Regions from separate parts of the Homo sapiens genome. Here region 1 is linked to region 2. A link is a loop called in an ENCODE intact Hi-C map of the cell type or tissue named here. Cell type or tissue: PC-3. All regions are shown on one strand. Each heading gives the region's core, and the rest is flanking DNA. Links, peaks and the distances in the headings are about the cores only. Region 1 has its middle 27 kb from the start of CNTNAP2. Region 2 has its middle 330 kb from the start of TPK1.

The links. Hi-C counts contacts between places; a loop is a spot of excess contacts. Peaks named below come from ENCODE experiments on the same cell type or tissue, not always from the same donor. Only the 100,000 strongest peaks of a DNase experiment are listed, where the experiment ranks them.
Region 1: it touches region 2 in a loop (18-fold over the local background); 5 of 110 quality-filtered maps call a loop at or near these places.

Annotation. Positions count from the first base shown.
Region 1 is chr7:146,084,356-146,094,704 of GRCh38, reverse strand. No RefSeq gene overlaps it. Among named protein-coding and RNA genes, the nearest start is that of CNTNAP2, 27 kb to the left of the region's middle. In PC-3, for the core only: a CTCF peak has its summit at 4,464 (motif pointing right); a DNase peak (open chromatin) is centred at 4,474.
Region 2 is chr7:145,164,638-145,174,986 of GRCh38, reverse strand. No RefSeq gene overlaps it. Among named protein-coding and RNA genes, the nearest start is that of TPK1, 330 kb to the right of the region's middle. In PC-3, for the core only: a CTCF peak has its summit at 4,880 (motif pointing left); no DNase peak of the experiment used is centred there; H3K27me3 peaks cover 1,006 bases.

The DNA.
Region 1 (10,349 bases), core at 764-8,763, 920 kb before region 2:
AACTATCATTAAAACAACAGCAAAAGCCAAAGAAAGAGAGAAAAAGTGTAAGGGCTCTCCCACAAATGCCTCAGGTGACCAGAAGAGAAAGGCAGACGGCAGCCTCTGTGCTCAGTGGCAGCCGGCCAGCTTGGCCAGAATTGGCCGGAGATCCATGACCCTTTGGCTCTCTTGGGAGAGTGTAAAGTTCTGTCAGCTCATCCATTCGAATAATTAGCAAAAGATATTATTTCCCTGCTCCATCTGCTTGCATTTTTCCTAATAATTGGAACACTGAATAATGTTTCCAAGTCCTTCAGCTCTCTGCCACCACAACTGGGGAAAGACCCAAGACTGAGACAATAGTCAGGAAATTAAGTCTTCCCATGTGAGAGGCATCCATGAGAATATGAGATCACCACCGCAAGCAGAGGTACATCAGGGCTCAGAAGTCCAGGAGTTTTGTGAGTGTGAGGTGGCAGAGATCATTCCACTTTGAAGTTCACAGCCTGCAGCCTTCACCATAGACAGGTGTCTTGAACATACAAGGCTTAGGAACCATGATGCTTACAGGAAGGGGAAGTGTTAAATCTTGTACTCAATCACAAATCAACTTTAAGAAATTGCCTTATAATACTGGGTTGGGAAGCTTGATATATATATGTATATACATATATCGTATTATATATATGTATATATGTGCGTATATACACACACACACACACAAATACACACACGTATATATAAAATCCTACAGCGGTGGTACTCTTATGGATATTCCATTATGGATTTCCCCAGACAGGGACTATGACTCTGCCTTCCTCTGCATGGTACCTAGTGCAGGGCAATGCATGATGGCACACTCAATTAAGTCCAGTTGACTGGGTGACTGTAAGTGCTTCAAACCAGCGAAAAATAGAAAGAATCAAAGTGGAGTGTATGTTTGCATTTTGCTATTAATGTTAAATTACCTTTTCAACTCTAAGGCCCTTCTCACTTTGTTTCTTCACTTGGGACTGTGAGGGTGAATCTCAATAAAAGAAATGATTAACACTCATCTCAGTGTTCGTTCACTCCATGCGTTTTATTATCTACCACGTGCCAGTATCGGAGATGCCTGATTGACTCCATTTCTGCAAAGCAACCACTATAGTTTTAAGAAGTAAAGTGTTCTAATATTTGTCAATGTCGATATATTCAAAAGTAAGTTAGCAGCGATTAACATTTGTACTGATTTCTATGACATTTAGAAGATTTTATATTAATAAATTGTAAGAGGAAGTGGTTATTTAAAAACTAAATTCATTCTCCTGAAAATACATGTTTTTACTGAGAGTTCATTCTACCCAAGATACTTTTTTTTCTTCTTCAGATAGCATATAAGTTATAAAACTGGGACAAACACTTAGTTTTTCAGATATGTTGTCAAATGTTTTTTCTACTATTCTTTCTACTCCCTATCATGTAAGAATGGAGCTACTATTTACTTTTTTGAAAAGAACAATTTTCCTTTATAAAAAAGATTCTCTTAAACATTGCTTTCATGTTGCAATTAACATGTGAAAGGATTTAAAACAGAAACATCTCTCTATTGCAAGCAAAGTTTCAGTGTCTATAACAAGGAAATGAAATAAAGTACGATAAATGCATTTCAATGGTCAATTTAAATACTATAGTTACATAATGTTTAATAAATTTAACCTACTAATAGGAAAACATCATTTGTGGATTTCTATTTTATTTGAGTTTCAGCTCCTTCAAAAAGTAATATGGAAAACAATAAGTCAATTTCTACGTAGGATAAAGTGACCACATGGGCAAAGTTAAATTGTTATATATTTTATAAATATAACCTATTTGCTCATCAAGTCATCTGAATTTTTTCCTGAACATCTCTTTTTTTAAATAAAACTTCTCCCACTAAAGTAGGTACATTATTGAGATATATTATATGCCATTTTAAAATATGTTGTCTTTCTGTAGGTTTGATGTCACTGCTTTATGCTACCTTTATGCCCATTAGGAAGCAAAGTTGAACTCGATTTTAAAATGTAATGTCTTTACAAGAATCCATGTCTTCAACACTTCATTTTGTAGATCAGTATAATGAGGCTTTAAAGTTTAATAAACAGGCCAATATAACAGAACTAAATTTGGAATCTGGGCCTTGTGTATCCACATTATGTTATCATCCACTGAGATGCTGGTAGATGTTTAAAGCTAGCTCCCTAGAGTAAAAAGCCTTGAATTGTAACATATGTTGATTTTCATGCTGTAGATACCCTCACCAAGGCTGATTTAAACGTATTACCATGACATCACTGAATAAGGAGTTACAAAGGGATATACAGTAGTTCATCATTTTACATTATTTCCGTCATATTGTTGAAATAGACATACATAATCTCAAAAGCATAAATAATAAAACATTTAAAATTAGAAATTGGTGACTTTTTAATGTTAGTATATAATTGTTTTTTATAGAATTTATTTAATTGTAAAGGCATATAACCTTTAAGAAATTAAGAATGGCTGTGTTTAACAACTGACTGCTTCCTGACTATTTAACACTTGGGTCATACAGCTCTCATAAGCTGGTACAAGCTGATCCCATCACACCACTGGGTCACCAAAACTACTGATGTGTCATTTTGGGTGGCTGAAAATGTTTCCAATATGAATCTTCTCAATTTTCTTTTCATTGGCATGTGATGAAAAAAAAGAGAAAGAGAGAGAAGAGAGAAATAGTTTGATATCTATATCAAATTGGGCACAAGTGATATAAGCTGCAGGACTGAAAATGTTTAAATTTTAGGCCATTGCCTGAAGTTTCTGAAAAAATAGTCACTTACTCAGCATTTTTTTTAACCTATGAGCACACACACACACACACACACACACACACACACACACACACACACGCACGCACCATCTTATCTCTCCATTTTATGCTTCTTGGTCCTGGGTTTCCAGGCTTGCAAACTTGTTTAGTCTGTATGAACATTTGCTAGAATTCAGTCCCAGAGTTTTCATGTAAAAACCTTTGCTGATTAAGTATAACACTTATACTGCAGAATCATCACCATGTTACAATGTATAAGAGAACCTAATTATATTTAATGGTGAATCTGTACGCATATTGTCATTAATGTCGTTAATTACATATTAATGTCATTTCCTCCTATGAGCTACATTATTTTTCCAGATTCTATTTTGCTGTGATTGTTTTTTGCCAAGCAAAATTCATTGTATGGGTTGATGTTTGATTCATGTGGTTAAAAGTTTACACTAGGTAAACTGAGAATAGGGTAGGGGTTTTACACAAGGAGCATAAATGTACCAAAGCGGAAATGAAATTTGGAGTGATATAAAAGGTTCTTAGAAAAGTGGATTATGGCAACAACAGAAGCCATCAATTATTATTGGCCCTCAAATACAAGTATGGGGAAATACATTTTATTCAGCGGTGTAGGGGAAATGTTAGCATATAGGTGGATACTTCTGGGTAACTCACTCTCTGCCTAGTATGGAACAGCAGTGGGTCACTAATGAAACCGCCTTCATGAGTACATATCAGTGGCATGGGTGTTAGGCTTCTGAGGACAAAGCAGAGAAAACTTAGCCAGTCATCAGATATGGGGTTATGAAATTGACAAGCACCAAGCAGTCCTGAAAACTCTGGTAGCGTATGCAATAACCTTTAAAATTCTTTGCAATCCTCCAACTCTGATTTCACTGTATTATTGTTGGCATGATGATTACTATCTGGGGAGGTGATCCTGATGTGCCAGATGGTAAAATGAAACTCCGAGGCCATGACTAGCATCATGAAAGAGCAGATTGGCAGCTCTCCTGCAATCTGATAGGTGCTGGGAAGGCCTGAAATATCCTAAAACAGCTGCTCTTTGGTGTATCATCAAGCTTAAATTTACAATATTGGAGATTTATATTTTTGGGTCTTGAACGAGTACCTTGATGAAGAGGCAATATAGCAGGGGAAAAGATTTTAAAAAGGTAAAACTGCACTAGTTATTCCCAACTCATGGAAGACAGGAACTCTGTTTTCAAATCAAGACATTTAGATGAGAGAGCAACTCCACCTCACATGGATATTGGATAGAAACTAGATAAAAGTTCCAGCAGGGACGATGCATTTTCAGTGACCCCAAGATTAGACAAAGGTCATAAATAAAAGGAAGAATCAGCAGGAGAAGCTTTTACAAGGGTTGACCCTCTTTACAGGACAAGCTTTGATTAATCTGATCTAGCCAAATTTTATATTCATCTGTGTAAGGGATTTTTCACATTTTACAAACTATTCAGATTGTAAAATATATGTCAGAATAGTCTTGACCACAGTATCAGGCAACAGAAACAAACACACACACACTTTCATTTTATAAAATGAAATGTGTGGTTTACATTTATTCTAGAACAGATGAATAAAAAAGACGAAAAGTACAGTGAATATCCACTAGGTGGCGAGTGTGCTATGTCCCACTCACCTGCTTAAGGTGGAGCTGTTTCATCTTGTTCATCAAGATCTTATCAGATTTTGTTGTGGCCAAACAGATAGATGTCTGAAGTGGATTTTAGAAGCCAGATAATAGTTTCCAATTATTAGAGAGTAACTCGCCTTGTGAATTAGAAGCCTTCCCCAACCACTGAGCAACATGAAGGGCTATTTATTAGATCACTATGTGTTTTAATACCACTGGTCACCGCTGCCAGGCTTTTCATCTGAACTCTGCTCTGGTTATATTCCCAATATCATGCAATCTGGAGTTAAGAGCTCTGTCCTGGGCTACAGATTCTTTCCTGTAATTTTCCTCGTAATAACGACTGTTAATCAACCAAATGGACCTGAGATCCTCTCCCTTTGGCACTTTACAAGTCTTCGTTCTTTCTTTACAGCCCTCTTATGTGAAGTACCACATTTTAAGCACTACACACAGAGGATTAATAATTGTAGGCTTGGAAGATAAGATCAGCTGATAGGGACATGTACCTACTCAAAGTTACACTACAATGACACTTTTGCCTTAGAAAACTTCTCATTTATGAACCCTTTTTGGGGGCAGGAGTAATTTGCATTAATTTGATGTACCCATTAGACAAAATGTAATAGTGATCTTTACACTTTCTTAGGTGTATTCGCTTTCAATTTGACTTAGTTAACAAGAATTGCTTTCTTCCCAGCTTACAATGAACTCTAATCATTTGTCTTGTATCCTTTATTTTTCTTTACCTCTTTGATTTATCACATAACAATAGAAAAATTACAAAAGTAACATGATCCTTATGTAGTAATGCTGAAATATTTTTTTAAGAATGTCAATTATAATGTTAATCTTGAATCAAATTGTTTGTCATTCTCTTTCTAAAGTTCATTTAGACTTAGCACATTGTGATTTCTGATTATCATTTGTGCAAAATATTATAGAGAAGTCAAAATATAAAGAACACAGATCACTTGAAAAATCAGGGTAGAAAAATATCAATAATGTTATGTAAGTCAATTATTAAAGTAACATCTACATCAATTTCATAAACAATAAATAGACATAAAGGAGTCTCTTTACTCTTAAGTTAGTTCCCCTAAAAAGCCAACTCTAGCTTCTGAGCACTCTGAATTATCTGCTTTTCCTCTCTGGGCAATGTCCTTATTTGCTAAAAGCTCCCAATTCTGTCAAATTAGAAAGTAACTCACCTTAATTTATTAATCGCTTATACATTCCTATTTTTCCTTAACAGGATTTACTTAAGAATAAAGAAATGCCTTAGAAGGAATTTTTAATGCTAATGTCTTGGGCAATAATCAGAGTATTCTTCCACATGCCAGGATCATGAATGTTGATATGCCAGCCAGCAAAGACGTGTGCTCCTCTGAAGATTCTCCATAATGGGAGGCTTAGATCAGAGCTGTGGAGAAACAGCCCATTAGAATCCTGGCTCCACCACCAGTAGCAAAAACTAAAGAAAACAAAACGAAACAAAAACATTGTGCAAAACAAAACAACAACAAAATGCTACTTGTGCAAAAATAGTGGTTTTGCACAAGGTGCTAATATTTCTGAACCCCTGCTTCCTACTATGCTAATAGGCAGGTGTGGGAGGGGATAATAATACCTAATACATAGAGTTGACGGAAACTGAAATGAAACAGTACATTGACTTAACACTTTCCTTGATAAAGAGTAAGTTCTGAATCAATAGTTACATTATCAGTTTTTACTAATGTGATGAAACATGGATCAGATAAAAAGCAGGATATATCACCATTGTAATTTGATTTTATCCTAATTTCCAAGAAAAATAAATTTAAAATATTTAAAAAACGATATTAACTTAATCCCATTGCAGTGCACATAATTTTAGTGACTTTTTAAATTACAAACAGAAAAACTTGTTATCAAGCCATTCAATACTTGAAAACTGTACTTAAGATTATTTACACAAAATAATATTTTTCAGTATTTTCCTCTACTTTAGTCATTTAAAATTTCTCTAACTGGTGGGGCGCGGTGGCTCACGCCTGTAATCCCAGAACTTTGGGAGGCCGAGGTGGGGGATCATGAGGTCAGGAGATCGAGACCATCCTGGCTAACACGGTGAAACCCCATCTCTACTAAAAATACAAAAAATTAGCCAGGCGTGGTGGCGGGCGCCTGTAGTCCCAGCTACTCGGGAGGCTGAGGCAGGAGAATGGCGTGAACCCAGGAGGTGGAGCTTGCAGTGAGCTGAGATCGCACCGCTGCACTCCAGCCTGGGCGACAGAGAGAGACTCCGTCGCAAAACAAAAACAAAAACAAAACAAAACAAAATTCTCTAACTATATCAAAGCTTAATATGAAGAAAATATAATTTGAATATTAATTGAATATTTTAAAGAATGTATAAGATATAGTGGAAAAATATATTTGAAAAACAATGAAAAGAGTTGTTATCGTTGTATAAGATAAATTAACTTTTTAAAGTTTTAAAATAATTTGTAATAAAAAACCCTGAACATGTTATGAAAAATAGAATTTATGTTTTTATAATAGTTAATATTGCAGTAAAAACTCTATCATTTTACAAATAAGGATACATTGGAGAGTAACCCACATAACTAGCAACGTTCTGTAGACAAACATTCTACTCAGTCAACAAAGTCATTACTCAATTAATTATTTAAGTGCAGTAAGTGATTATAAATTGTATATTGCTTGAGATTCATGCAGATTTGCTTCTCAGGATCTAGCAACTGCCTACTTAATATATGGTACTTAAAATGAAACAAATTATTTTTCTTTCATTTTAAATACAAGTCTTTTTACAATAACTTTTTATATTTTAATAATATTTGATTTAAAAACACAAGTGGCAAACTATGAAAACATGCTTAAAACATGTAGTTCAAATATCCATAAAAATTTCACTTGGCTTATTGAACTTGTCCCTGAAAAATTTATGACTGTTACAAAGAAATGATATCTGGTACGCATGCTCAGAAGTAAACATTTAAAAAGTGTCAATTTGCATATCTGGGGGCTTCTGTATCTACTCTATTTTCTGAAATATATTTAAACATATGTTTATCTTTCTATTTCTTCATACAAATATGAATATCATAGGTCCTGTGATCTCCATGATAAATGATGTGCATCCCTGTAATCTAGATGTATGTACATCTGACCATAGCAAAAAATAAACCAAATATAATCCCAATATATATGTAAAAACTTCACCATTTATAAAAATGTCCCCAAACACACACATGGATCAGTACGAGGTGAATTTACATAGAATGATTCTTGGACAGGGATGCTTGGCACATAAGCAGAGAGAAGAAGGAGAGACCGGTATGATAGAGACGAGTGCATTAGAGACAGTGGGCCACAAAAGAAAAGCTTCCATCCATGATTTTATTTCCAGTCTTCCTGTGCCTAGCTATATTTCCCTTTCCCTTAGGTGACGAATCCGCAATAGATCCCATTAGCAATTTCTCTATTTTGAGCTTAGCTAACTTAAGTGGTTTTCTGCTTCAGGCAAGTTAGATGGGTTTCTTAATATTGTTTCTAAGCATGTAATATTTCTTAGGGATGTATTGTTGCATTAGATCACATAGTATCCCTAAATTAAACTATTTTGAAAGCATATTTTACTAAGTTCATAATATGTAAAACCCCTTTAAACATTATGCTGTAATATGACTGCAGTATTGAAAATAAAGACATTTTAATAGACATGAAAATTTTAATGGACATTAAAATTATATAGATACAACGCTACCTTTTACTCCCATTTAATTATGTACTACATAAAAATACAGTAGAAATCATTGCCAAAAATTTAATAAAAAATTGAATTTACCTGAAAATATCAGTTGTTTCTGATCTTTCTGTAGAATTATCTATCTAGTTATTTTGCATAATAAACATATATTACCTTGTATTAAATCCATATCAGATTTATGAAGGGTCGATGTTTAATTTAACTGCTTAAATGAAAGATATTACTGATTATAATCTATATTAAGATTTATATCCAAAATTTTGTTACAGATTAGAGATAAAAATCATAATTATTATTAAATAATATTTTTCCATGGCTCTTGGAGGAGATATAATTCATTTTCACTTAACGAATATAACCAATAGTTTTGGAATCAAAGTGAAGGGACTATTAAAAACAATAAAAGGAAAACTAAGTACCAAATACAATTTCAATACCTTATTGCTAGGAGCAATTGGTAGACCATGACTACTTAAAATACACAAAAATTCAGTAATAATATAAAATATTTTTTCCAATACTTACATTTCTCAAGCTAGGTTTACAAATTTGGAAAAGTGGCTTTATATTTTAAGACTGTTGGGGTAAAAATTTCAGCATTGATTTACCATGTTACTTACAGAGACAATTTTCCTCGAAATGGCTTTGGGAAAAATATGCTGCTACAAAAGCAAATCTAAAACAAATCAGAAAATATATTAATGTGAAATGGTGGAAATAGTGGCTTCAGCTCTGTGAAATTACTATTTTTGTAGGTAAAAAATGGCAAGGTCATATGGTTCAATGTAAAAAAAATGCATATATATGTATGATCTATTATGTAGACAAGATTTGGAAATAAATTTTAAAAGAATAAAAATAGTTATGTTTGAGGAGTAGAAGTATCCACAGTTTAGAGAACTTATTTCAAGTCATATTTTAACCTTATAGATTTTCATATTTTTTAAAAGTATAATTTTTTGATAATATTATTGATGACTCTTGTGCCACTCAATTTTTATTCTAAAAGCCTTTTTCTGCTGCTTAGTAATCTACTGTCAGTAAACAGACTAAAAGTCCACCCAGCAGAATAGATAGTAACTTTGTGTGCTCATATACAATACAATATCATGGCACTGTTATAGAATCTAAATTATTGTATAAAAACCGTAAACTTACAGGTATGTGATTTAGAGATCTGTTTTTCATCTAAATTTATTTGAACAGGTTCTATTTTTTTTTTAAGTCCTGGCAAACAAACTACTTTAGAAGCTTAAAACATTTCAGCAGTTTATTATTACAGAGAAGCTACATCTGGTATAAATGATTATTAGTGGTTGTCAGAAATGCATTATTAATTCACTGGATCGTGCTTTTCAATATTAATTACCCATGGCATGGTTTTTCAGATCCAGTCTCATTAATCACAGGCCCCAGGCCAGTATGCTAATTTGAAGTCTATGTAAGAATTAGTAAATATTTGTTCCTCGGTAATACAGTAATAAAACCATGAACTAGAGTATATCATGACTGAAGACTGTTGCTATAGAAGGTCAAATATTGGATAACTCTAGCCATCTGGGAAAGTCTTTATTTCTCCATAGAGTACATAACATCCCAGTGGTTTGTCCCAAATAATTGAGATTATTCATGTGAGTCACAAAGTAATCTGGGTGTTTTGGTTGTTTACATGTTCTCTTTCCTGCTTGCTTATCTGTTTTTAGAATCCAACAATGTTATTTCATTAATTCCCAATGAATGAAGAATTTGAAATATGAAGTATAATGAGCAATGTATGATCCAGGATCTTAGTTAAAGAAGAGTCTCTCTCTTAATTACAGGGAAATGTGCAGAGAACATTTCTTGCCCTGTACACTTCACTCTCATGTGTTAAAAATAACTGACACACTCCCTAGGAATTATTGCAGATTATATCTGAGGAACTGATTCTTGGGACATAGGCTTAAAGGACAGTTAGGTCGTTATTCTTCATGAATACCTTTCCAATATAAATTTCAAAAATTGTCTCTTAAGAACAGTTTTTCGTATCTACTGTGTCATATGCATTATCTACCCTTTGCACCCAAACCTCAGAGTTTTGGCCTGTTTGTGTT
Region 2 (10,349 bases), core at 1,390-9,389:
TGGCATTGAAAGTGTGTGACAAGAGGGAGTCAGCCATGTGGAAAGGAGAGCCAGTGGCATTCCAGGCAGAAATAAGAGCTGAGCTAAAAAGTAAGCTACTAAAAGCCTGAGGTAGAAATGAGCTTGGTGTGTCTGGGGACTGAAGAGCAATTTAGTGTGGCTGGAGGATAAGTCAACAACTGGGAGAGTGGAATAATTTAAGGTCAGAAAAGTAGGCAGGACTAGAATGGGTAGGTCAGAGAAAGAAGCTTGGAGCTTATTCTAAGTGCCTTCGGCAAACCACAGGGAAATCTTAAGTGGTGATGAGACAAAATCTTACTCCTATTTGCCAAACATTACTCTGTCATTTTGGGGGAAAAGAGCTCCAGGAAAGAAGCCAGTTAATAGGCTATTGCAGTGGTTCAGGTGAGAGATGATGGTGACCTGAACTGGGCTGGAGTAGTGCAGATGGAAGTGGAGATAACTGGATACATTTAAGATAGGAACTGACAGAAGAGTTGGCAGGACTTGCTGACAGATGTGGAAAATATGAGCAATGAAATCAAAGGCAACTATTTATTTAGATAAAGAAAGGGAAACAAATTATTAGAAAGTGTTTGAAACCTTAGGCCTTTCATAATGCATTCATGGGGTTCAAGGATCCTTCATTTTTTTGAACAAATCAAGCAGGAGATAAGAAACATTTCAAGTATAATGACAAGGGTGATGTAATCTGGTTTCTGGCTCTTCACAATAGTAGGTGCTGGAAGAAAGTAAACTAGAAAACTAGATCATTCCACAACTGTTTAAGAAAATCTTAAAACTAAGACCTATTTGGGCCCATTTAAAATTATTAAATATGGAATGAATTCAAGTAAATTTTGTAATGATGCATTTATTAAACATTTTTTATGTTGCAAAGCATAGAGCTATTTTAAGACAACATAGAAGTAACCCAGCCTTCATGAAATATATTCTGGTGGGAGAAAATTGGCAATAAATAATTATCACAATTAATTATTCCAATTGTTATGAGGGAAACAAGGGAGAAATATGAGCCATTCTAGGAGGTCATTAAGGACTTATTTAAAAAGTGACATGTAAACTAAGGTCTGAAGGACTTAGCCATGAAGAAGCTGTGACCATCACTTGGATATAAAGTCATAACTCATACACTTACACTCAGCAATTTACTGACTACAGCCATAATGTCACCATCTTCAAATTCTGAAGAGAGAGCATCTCGTCAATTGATTGCCTGGTGTCAGGGCAGGTGCACATTCCTGACCCATTTGGTTGTGACTTGGGAATGAGAGTGTGCCAAAGGGAACAGGGGCCTGTATTTTCCAAGAACTAAAGGAGAAGCTGTTAAACTGGGAGAGATGTTGGGTATGACAGTAAATTGAATTATGTTTCTAATATAATCCTCTGCTCACCTTTTCATTCCCAGAGCTCAACAGAGTGCCAGGCATATAGGAAGCATTCAATGTTGAGTGATGGATTGATTAAATAAATGAATAAAGGCAATTAGACACAGAGCAGAAGGCAATTTTTGTCTCCTGCTAAGTAGTAAGAAAGTCTATATACCAGATCAATTATGGTCTTCTTCCAATATACTATACCATCACTTCCATCATCTTTTGGAATTGTGCCTCACTTACAGACAGACTAACAAAATTAAGTTAGAAATATTTTGATTATAATTGATACCTGATTTTTTTTTCATATCTGAATCCAGTGCTTCTCAGACTTTACAGAGCATAAGAATCACCTGGCAGCATATGTGAAAACGCAAAATCCTAGGTCTCACCCATTTTGGAAGAGCCAAAGGAGAACCCAAGAATATCTTTTTTTTTTTTTTTTTTTTTGAGACAGAGTCTCACTCGGTCACCAGGCTGGAGTGCAATGGCGCAATCTCACTGCAATCTCTGCCTCCCAGGTTCAAGCAATTCTCCTTCCTCAGCCTCCCAAGTAGCTGGGACTTCAGTTCATGCCAATACACCCAGCTAATTTTTGTATTTTTAGTAGAGACGGGGTTTCACCATGTTGGCCAGGATCGTCTCAAACTCCTGACCTCATGATCCGCCCGCCTCAGCCTCCCAAGGTGCTGGGATTAAGAATATGAATTTTAACAAAGATCTCAAGTGATTAAGATGTAAATGACCAAATTTACTTTGAGAAATACTGACCTCCAGTCATTCTCTTCCTAAGTCCAGTCTACCACAGATCTAAATGGTCCTGTGGGTTTCTTTGCCTTCCATTGTCATTGTCACTGACAACTTAGATATTATTTATCAGTTACATTCCAGTAGCCACGCATCTGTTCTTTCTTCAGTGTCTCTATGTCTCAATCCAACTTGTACTTTAATTTAATATATCTTCCCAAAACAATTTCTGGGCTAAAACAAAAAGTTCAAATAAAAAGTAGCAGAATCTAGTATGCTTCATTTCATCTACAAATTTGAATTCTATCTTTTCTCCAGTTTAGCCTCCTCAAACTTGAAGTCTTTTGCTTTACACGACTACAAAGGCATCCTACTTACCTGCTTTTCCAAAGAGTTTCCTGTTTTATGCGACGTAATACTCCCCAAAAGGAAACCTAAAAACAAGAATAGTCAGAAGTCTGGTTTTAATCCAGTGTTTTTCAAGCTGCTGTGCGAATGTGAGTAATTTCCTTAGCTTCTCTGGAATCCATTTGTTCCATCAGTAAAGATGCAGAATCAGCTTAAACTAGTGGCTTTCACACATTTTGATGACCACCCACTGTAAGACATAGGTCATGACAATGAAGTTTCACAAAACATCCACAAAACACTTACACTTACTGCATGTGATGGACTCTGATATTTTATCTTTCAATCTACTTTATTCTGTCATATTATTTCTTGCATAAAAATGCTAGTTGCAGCTTTCTAAATTGATTTCACAACACTCTACTATATCTGTTGGGGTGATCAGACCCAACACCAGGTCATGGGGGCAACAAAGTCCGGCGGAGTCAAAGGAATGAGAAAAGTCAGTATGAGAGAGAAAGTGGGTCCAGGGGGGCCAACGCAAGTATGGAGGCTGCGAAGGCCCTGAGCTCTGGAAGCCCAGACTATTTCTTGGTGTTCAAACAAAGAAACAGGTAGTGAGAATGTGGGGTTGAAAAGGAGCATTGCATTAAGCACATGATTTACAGCTGTGATGGTTTAGCATTTATATGGCCAATTCTAAGACACAATCGATCTAGGAGCCTGGGAGGGCTAGAAGCAAGGAGCCAGTAAGTCTAGACACATTCCGGAACCACGAGGGGTTTTACGCCCTGGGCTTAGATTATGGTGCATCAGGCCAGACTTCCACCCTTTGGCACAGAGCTTGGTGTGTCAAAGGCCACAAGCGGTTTTAGACCCTGGACCCCAGACATGTTCCAAGACTCTTTTACATTATGTCAGACATGCAAGCCCTGCCTCAGCTTCTCGCAACACTCAGCTTTTCCCAAAAAGATCACAGCTTCAGTCTGAAAAACACATAGATGATCTTTATGGTCTGCTCTAGTTCTAATGCTCTACGACAATGAATAAACAATAAGCTCTTTTACATAATTAACATGTCTTCCCAATTTATATATTTTTACTTTTATAAATAAACTCCAGGGGAAAAAATAGATTTCCTAAGGTTATCTGGCAACTCTGATAAAACAGTGTTGATACATGTTATAAATACATGAATTTAAAATTCATAAAGTTTAATAACAATGTAAGCCAATGGAAAAAAATTGGATTTATTTTCTTATTTTCCCTCTGATCCAGGTACAGACTGCATCTCAAGAATTCTTACCATGATTGAGGAAGAGGTACTAAGATTGAAGTGATGTTCCTTCATATTTTGGTTATATCACTGGTTATGTCCCTTGGCTCTCAGCCCTGACTTCACTGTAAAATCACCTGGGGAAGTAAAATAAGCAAAAAACACCCCCATTCTAAAACTATTAATTCAGACTATAAGAGGGCGGAACTGAATCATCAACATTTTTAAATCTCTCTGAGTGAGGACTGAGAAGAACTAGACTAGCTGACACACATCAAAAGCCACAGCACTCTGGCTGCCCAGTTTAGCCCAATGACAGAACACAAGGGTGATGGAAGCATTCTTGCTTGAATGTAACATTTCCATTTTATTCCCTTCCCTTACATTCCCCACAAGCTCTACACTAGTCTTCTCCTTCATCATCTTCATAATTCAAAATTGAGAACTGCTACCTACTGCAATTTAAGCAAAAGTGTCTTTAAATCCCAAATCTGCTCCATTGGCCCTGCTCACATACCTTAGGGTCCTTGAGTGCAAATGCCATTTGAGAAGGGCCACTGTATAAACTATTGATTCTTCTCTGTCTGTTCTCCAACTCACTCTGTAAGGTAGAGATGTAAACAGCTTACAGATGTGTCATTTTGAAGACCTGATAATAGGGGAGGAGTAACAACCAGTTCTCATCACACAGGTAAGCACTGGGAAAGGTGGGCTAAGAACAACTGGGGACTTTGGAAGACACAAGCAGAAGCCACAGACAGACTCAAGGGACTAAATAAAGGGTGTTAAGTCATGATTTGGCTTCAATGCCACAAAGCCGAAATTTTGAGTGAATCACTCATTAAAAAAATCCATTCAAGATAGAGAATAAAGATTAGGAGAAACGTAGCAAAAACAAATGTTTGTTTTCGGGGATTATAGTGCTTTTGGTTTTTGCTCTGTAGACTTAATTTTGTTATAGTGGTAAGTTTTGTTTATTAAGGAAAACAACTTATAGTTAATTGTTTACTTAATAAACAAGTGAATTGAATTTTGAGAAACAAGGGCTTTGTTTTGAATTCATAAATTCTCACGTCAGATGAAAGCCCCTGGGATTTATATGCTTCCTTATCGCCACCTTGTGTGCTTTAAAATAATGCAAGGGAAAGATAGCATAGTGCAACTTAGTTATATATGGAAAATCAAAGCTGGCGGCTAAGCAGTTTACTAACAGACAAATACCCTTGATGTAGCTCAATGAGCCCCAGATGTAATATGGGAACATCTCATTCAATAATGTGGCTTTCCCTGGCCTGCAGAAACTGATGTGAAAGGGCTTTCTTTTGTTTTGAGATTATGACACTTTGATGGTAATGTTATTTTAATATACAATAAAATTATATCATAAGTAGTATAATAAATGATAAAAAATAATTTTAATTTTTAATACTATTGGTGCAAAAAGGTGGCAGTGTTTTATTTCACTACATTTTGATTCCCTTACTTTGCAAAAAGTCAGGTTTCCTGGAGAAGGCTAAGAGAGGTATCAGAGAACTCAGGCACCGCCTCTTGCTTTCTCTCCTCTCCTCAGCATAAGGATAGGACTTTACTTAGGTTGAGTTGGTTCAAAAATCTGGACATGAGTGCAGGTGATATAGACGTCTCCTTAATGGAAATGTGTAGATGATCAATGCAACTGCTTCTGGAATGCCGAAAGGAATGCCACGGAAGGCTTGTGGTGAGCAAGAATCAAGCCTCTTCTCAATGCTGGCAGGTTTCTACCAGCTTGGAAGAGATCACCAACAGCCACGTGCTCTCTAGAGAAGCAAGGGGAAGGGAAAGCCACACTGAAATACTTTGCATCCCCTCATGCTCTGTGGGGCTCCCTCGTGCCTACTGATTTCTGTGCTGTGGTTATATGTACTGGGGCCGCATAGCAAGTGTGCGTGAGTGGGGTTTTGTGTGTGTTTGAGTGTGTGCAGGTGTGCCTGAGTGTGTGTGTGGGTGAGTGTAGCTGGCTGTAGGTGTGTGTGTATCTGAGTGTGTGAGGGGTGTGTTTGTCTGTGATTATGGCTGTGGCTGTGAGTGTGCATGAGTATCGGTGGTGTGGGTGACTGTGGGTGGAAATATGAGTGAGAGTGTGTGGGTGTGCGGGCTGTGTTTCTGTGGATATGTGTGAGTGTGGATATCAGCGTGGATGAGTGTAGGTGACTGTGCGTGAGAGCATGAGTTTGTGTGTGTGTAGAGGGGTGTTTGTGTGGGTGTGAGTGTGGGTGGCTGTGGATGTAAGTGTGTGTTTGAGTGCATGTGTGTGGAGGTTCTCTTCTTATCAACCCAACCCTGAACTGATAGCTCTATTTTACTGCTCTCTCTTTCCCCTTCACAATCTCATTTTGTGGTGGTTGTTGGATTTTTACTGGGCTATAAAATCTGCCAATCTGGGAACTATTGATAACAGTTGATGAAAATAACAGGCTGTGAAAGGAATGAGCAATTTTGGAGCCTTATTCCCTCTGGTTTCTTACCAACATGAGTGTACTCTATTAATTATGAAACATAGATGTCAGACCAGCAGATCCTGGTGAACGAGGCGGGTGGTGGGAGGGAGGGATTCATGAGAAATGGGAAGTGCACGTTACCTGAACGTGGGAAGAGAAGCTGAATTGGGAGCTCAAGGCAAAGGCTGAAGTCACAGTTTTACTTAGAATCATCCCCGCAGTTGTACAACAATCTGTGAGCATGGGCTTACAGGCACATTTCCTCAGCAAGAGACAAATTTTGGAAAGAAAAACCTCAGATCACAGAGGCACAGGTCACTAAATACAGTTTCTACCCCTTAGGTTGTATATAATAATGGTAATTCTTACCTCTTAGGTTTTAAATAATTGTGGCATTGATTGCTAGGTTGTTTTGCCCCTTTGGTCTTTATATTTTTCTTTAATCAATATTATAGTAAAAAGCTTAAGGAAAAAAATTAAAAAGCATTTTATGCTTTGAAACTCTGAAAATTTGCCTTATTATTAAAATATACATTCATTTTCTTAATTCTATTCACTTATATATTTAATATTCTTTAAAGTTCCTGATTATTCAAGAGATGCTTATTCTTTCTTTCAAACTCTTCCAGTGTCTATTGTTGGCAGGATTTTGACAGCCTCCAAAGCTTTAGCAAAACTCACCAAGTTGGTTTAATTCAGTAAAAGCCTCATTAATTTTACTAGATCAAGGAGAGTCTCTCTGCCAAAAATTAACCTATTTGGCACAGGAATGGTCCCTCTCTACCTGTAATTGTCATTTCTCCCAGATAACTGCAGTCAGACCATCACTTTCCTTTTTCTCCACCCACAAAGACAGAGATCCTTGCAACTTACAGAATGATCTACTATCTTACAATATTGGGATCATTTAAAAGGCCTTGTCTATATTTTCTCAAATATAGTCTATGTTGTTCCAAATATAGATTTTTTATTATAATAGAGTCATAGCAATAACCTATCTTTTAAAATCTCATTTTTAGCACTAATGTTAAAGTGCTATCAGTGATATTTATTTCAGGTCCTTCCTTTAAACTAAATAGTTATTTCTATTTGCAGAAAATGAAGGAAGTTGCTAACATATTTCAAGGGAAATCTTTTTTGCCACTGATTTAAGCAGTAATTGGAAACAGAAAAGGAGCATGCATGAAAAGCAGTAATACTACTTTCTTATCCTGCAATCACTGAAGAGTGGGGAATTGTGTATTATTTGATTTTTTTATTAATACTTGTAAAGGCAATATGTCAAATTTGAATACTTCTGTTCCCTTTCATCAAATTAGGTTCTCATTGCTTTTTTAGCAGCTCTGGCTTACAAAGCTTAAGTTATATTTGTAAAATGAACAGTTAAGTGTTCTATTGTTGAGAAAAATTTACATTGGAATGAAGATATATTACTTAGAATCATAAAGTGATTGAGCTAGAAGGCAACTTAGAGATAATACACCCTAATGCTCACTCTGAGTTTTTATTTTATTATTTCACAGATGAGAAAACTGAGTCCCAATGAATTGCTTAATTCCACAGATCTACTCAGCAGAGGGAAGAATTTACTTCATTTTTCAAAGAAGTCAGTAATGTATATTGCCTTAGATTAAGTACCTCAAAAGTAAAGTTTATTTTCAAACTCTATCAATAATGGTAATATTCAGTATATGTCTGATGTTTAATGAATATTATTTCCTATAGTCTTATGATTATTACATTCTTTGCAGGATAAATGGATAACAAATGAAGTCGTTAACATTACTGAGTTATTCAGAGATACCTATAATATAAATAAAATCAATATTTTCAAATTTTTTATTAATCAAATTCCTTGGGTTTTTATGTTGCTGACAAGATTTTTAATAAGTAATTGACTTTTGAGATTAAATTATATTCTTATCTAAACCTAATATAGGCAGAAATATAGAAGAACCTCCATGAACAACAGAAAAATCCTTGAACCTTGAGTTCCTGGGGCAAGTCAAAGACAGACCAAAGTGCTTAAGGTGACCTACCTCTTTTTGAGAACAGAAATGCCCTAACTCCCAGCTCGCACTTTGCAAAAGAAATGTTACCTTTGTGTCAGTCATGAACAAACTGCTTCTTTAAGTAGCTTCAGGCTTTTAAAGTCCCTGAGACTGGCCCTTAAGAATTGTTACAACATTTATTATTTGACCTTTTTCCTAAAACTTTCAGATCCCCAACGCTTAACCTCATCATGTAGTAGGACTTGGTGTTTTCTTGCAGATAAAGCAGGCTTCACCAACTTGTATTAATGCAACAGGGTTGAGATTAATCCTGGCCTTTTGTTTTAGAAACAAAACTTTCAAAGGACAAAGAAACTCAAAGTCACAGTATTATTTCAAAAACATTATTTGGAATCTCTCCAACAAGTTAACAGCTTACACCAAAGAAAGCCCCTTTGGTCTTTTCCCCTTCTCTCATACTGGAGTTGTTGCTAGTATATTGCAAACTTAGTTAGGTGCCTCCTAGCTTGCCCTTCAGCTGCCATGTGTAGAAAAATATTTGTCTCAGGAGCAGGGAAGACGGTCCAAGATGCCTATAACCAGCTGAGACATTTAGCTCAGGGAGGACTCATTCATGCCTTGTTTAAAATCAAGGTTCTATTAGGTGTGCTTTGCATAGATCTGCCAGGTCCAGGGCGCCTTTCACGAAATCAGGTTGCACAGTCAGCAACAGGAATTCATAGGAAAAAATAGATTATACTTTTTCTCTTAAGCAAGAGAAACACTTGCTTAACAATTGAATCAAAACAAAGCCAAAACCAAATAAAAGGCATTGGTCTCAACTATCAACCCATCATCTAGGTTTTAAGCCCCGCATGCATTAGGTATTTGCTCTAATGCTCTCCCTCCCCTTCCCCCACCACAAACCACCATGGCACATGTATACCTATGTAACAAACCTGCACGTTCTGCACATGTATCCCAGAACTTAAAGTAAAATAAAAATAAATAAATAAATAAACGACTAAACAATTTTTAAAAAAACATTGGTTTATCTGGAATTACCTGAGTTTTCTTACATGATAATGATCAACCAGAAGACTGAGTCAAAGTCATTTGGTTGGTCAAATCAGCTTCTATCTGAAGTTATATCACTTTCGAGAAAGATAAACCCCAAGAAAAGCTTTTATATAAGAGATTTTATTTGGAAAATGTGTAATCGAGTTGAGATGGCCTTTGGAGAAGCAACATTTCATAGGAATAAACTTCCTGGCCTCTTAGGTTGTTTTTGTCCCTGAAAAGAAAAGGAAAAAATATCATTCAATTTCCAAAGGTTCAACTAAAATTAATAAGATTTTAAAACCTTCTTTCCTGTCTTTGAGTTTTTGAGTCATTGAGTTGCCAAGCCTGCTGTTAAACTTTTAGCTCACAGTTGCACCGTATTTAATACCTTTTCTAATAATAAAGTAAAAGGAAGAGGAAATCTGAAGTAGTGTGCCCCAAACTTAGATATAATGAAACATTTTAGTTTCTTTTTTTATAAACATTCTCAAATGTATTAGTATATTTAATCAATTGAAAGCTATTAATTTCTTCTGCAAATATCGTCTGAAAGCTCAGGCCTGGGAGTGTTCTAGGCTCTTGAGCTACAGTGGTGATCAAAATGAACAATGCCCTTCTTCCTAGGCCACACTGCGAAATGGGAGAGTAAATATTAAATTAATAATCATCAAACAACTGAGTGACCAATACTCCACCACTTGGGCCAGGCACATTGGCTCATGTCTGTAATCCCACCACTTTGGGAGCCCGAGATGGGTGGATCACTTGAAGCCAGGAGTTCAAGACCAGCCTGGCCAACATGGCGACACCATGTCTCTACTAAAAATACAAAAAAAATTAGCTTGGCGTGGTGGTGCACACCTGTAGTCCCAGCTATTCGGGGGGCTGAGGCACAAAAATTGCTTGAACCTGGGAGGCAGAAGTTGCAGTGAGCTGAGATTGTGCCATTGCACCTCAGCCTGGACAACAGAGTGAGACTCCATCTCAAAAAAAAAAAATACTCCACCATTCGAATTACAGTTCTGGGGTTATGGAAAGGAGCTTATGAAAA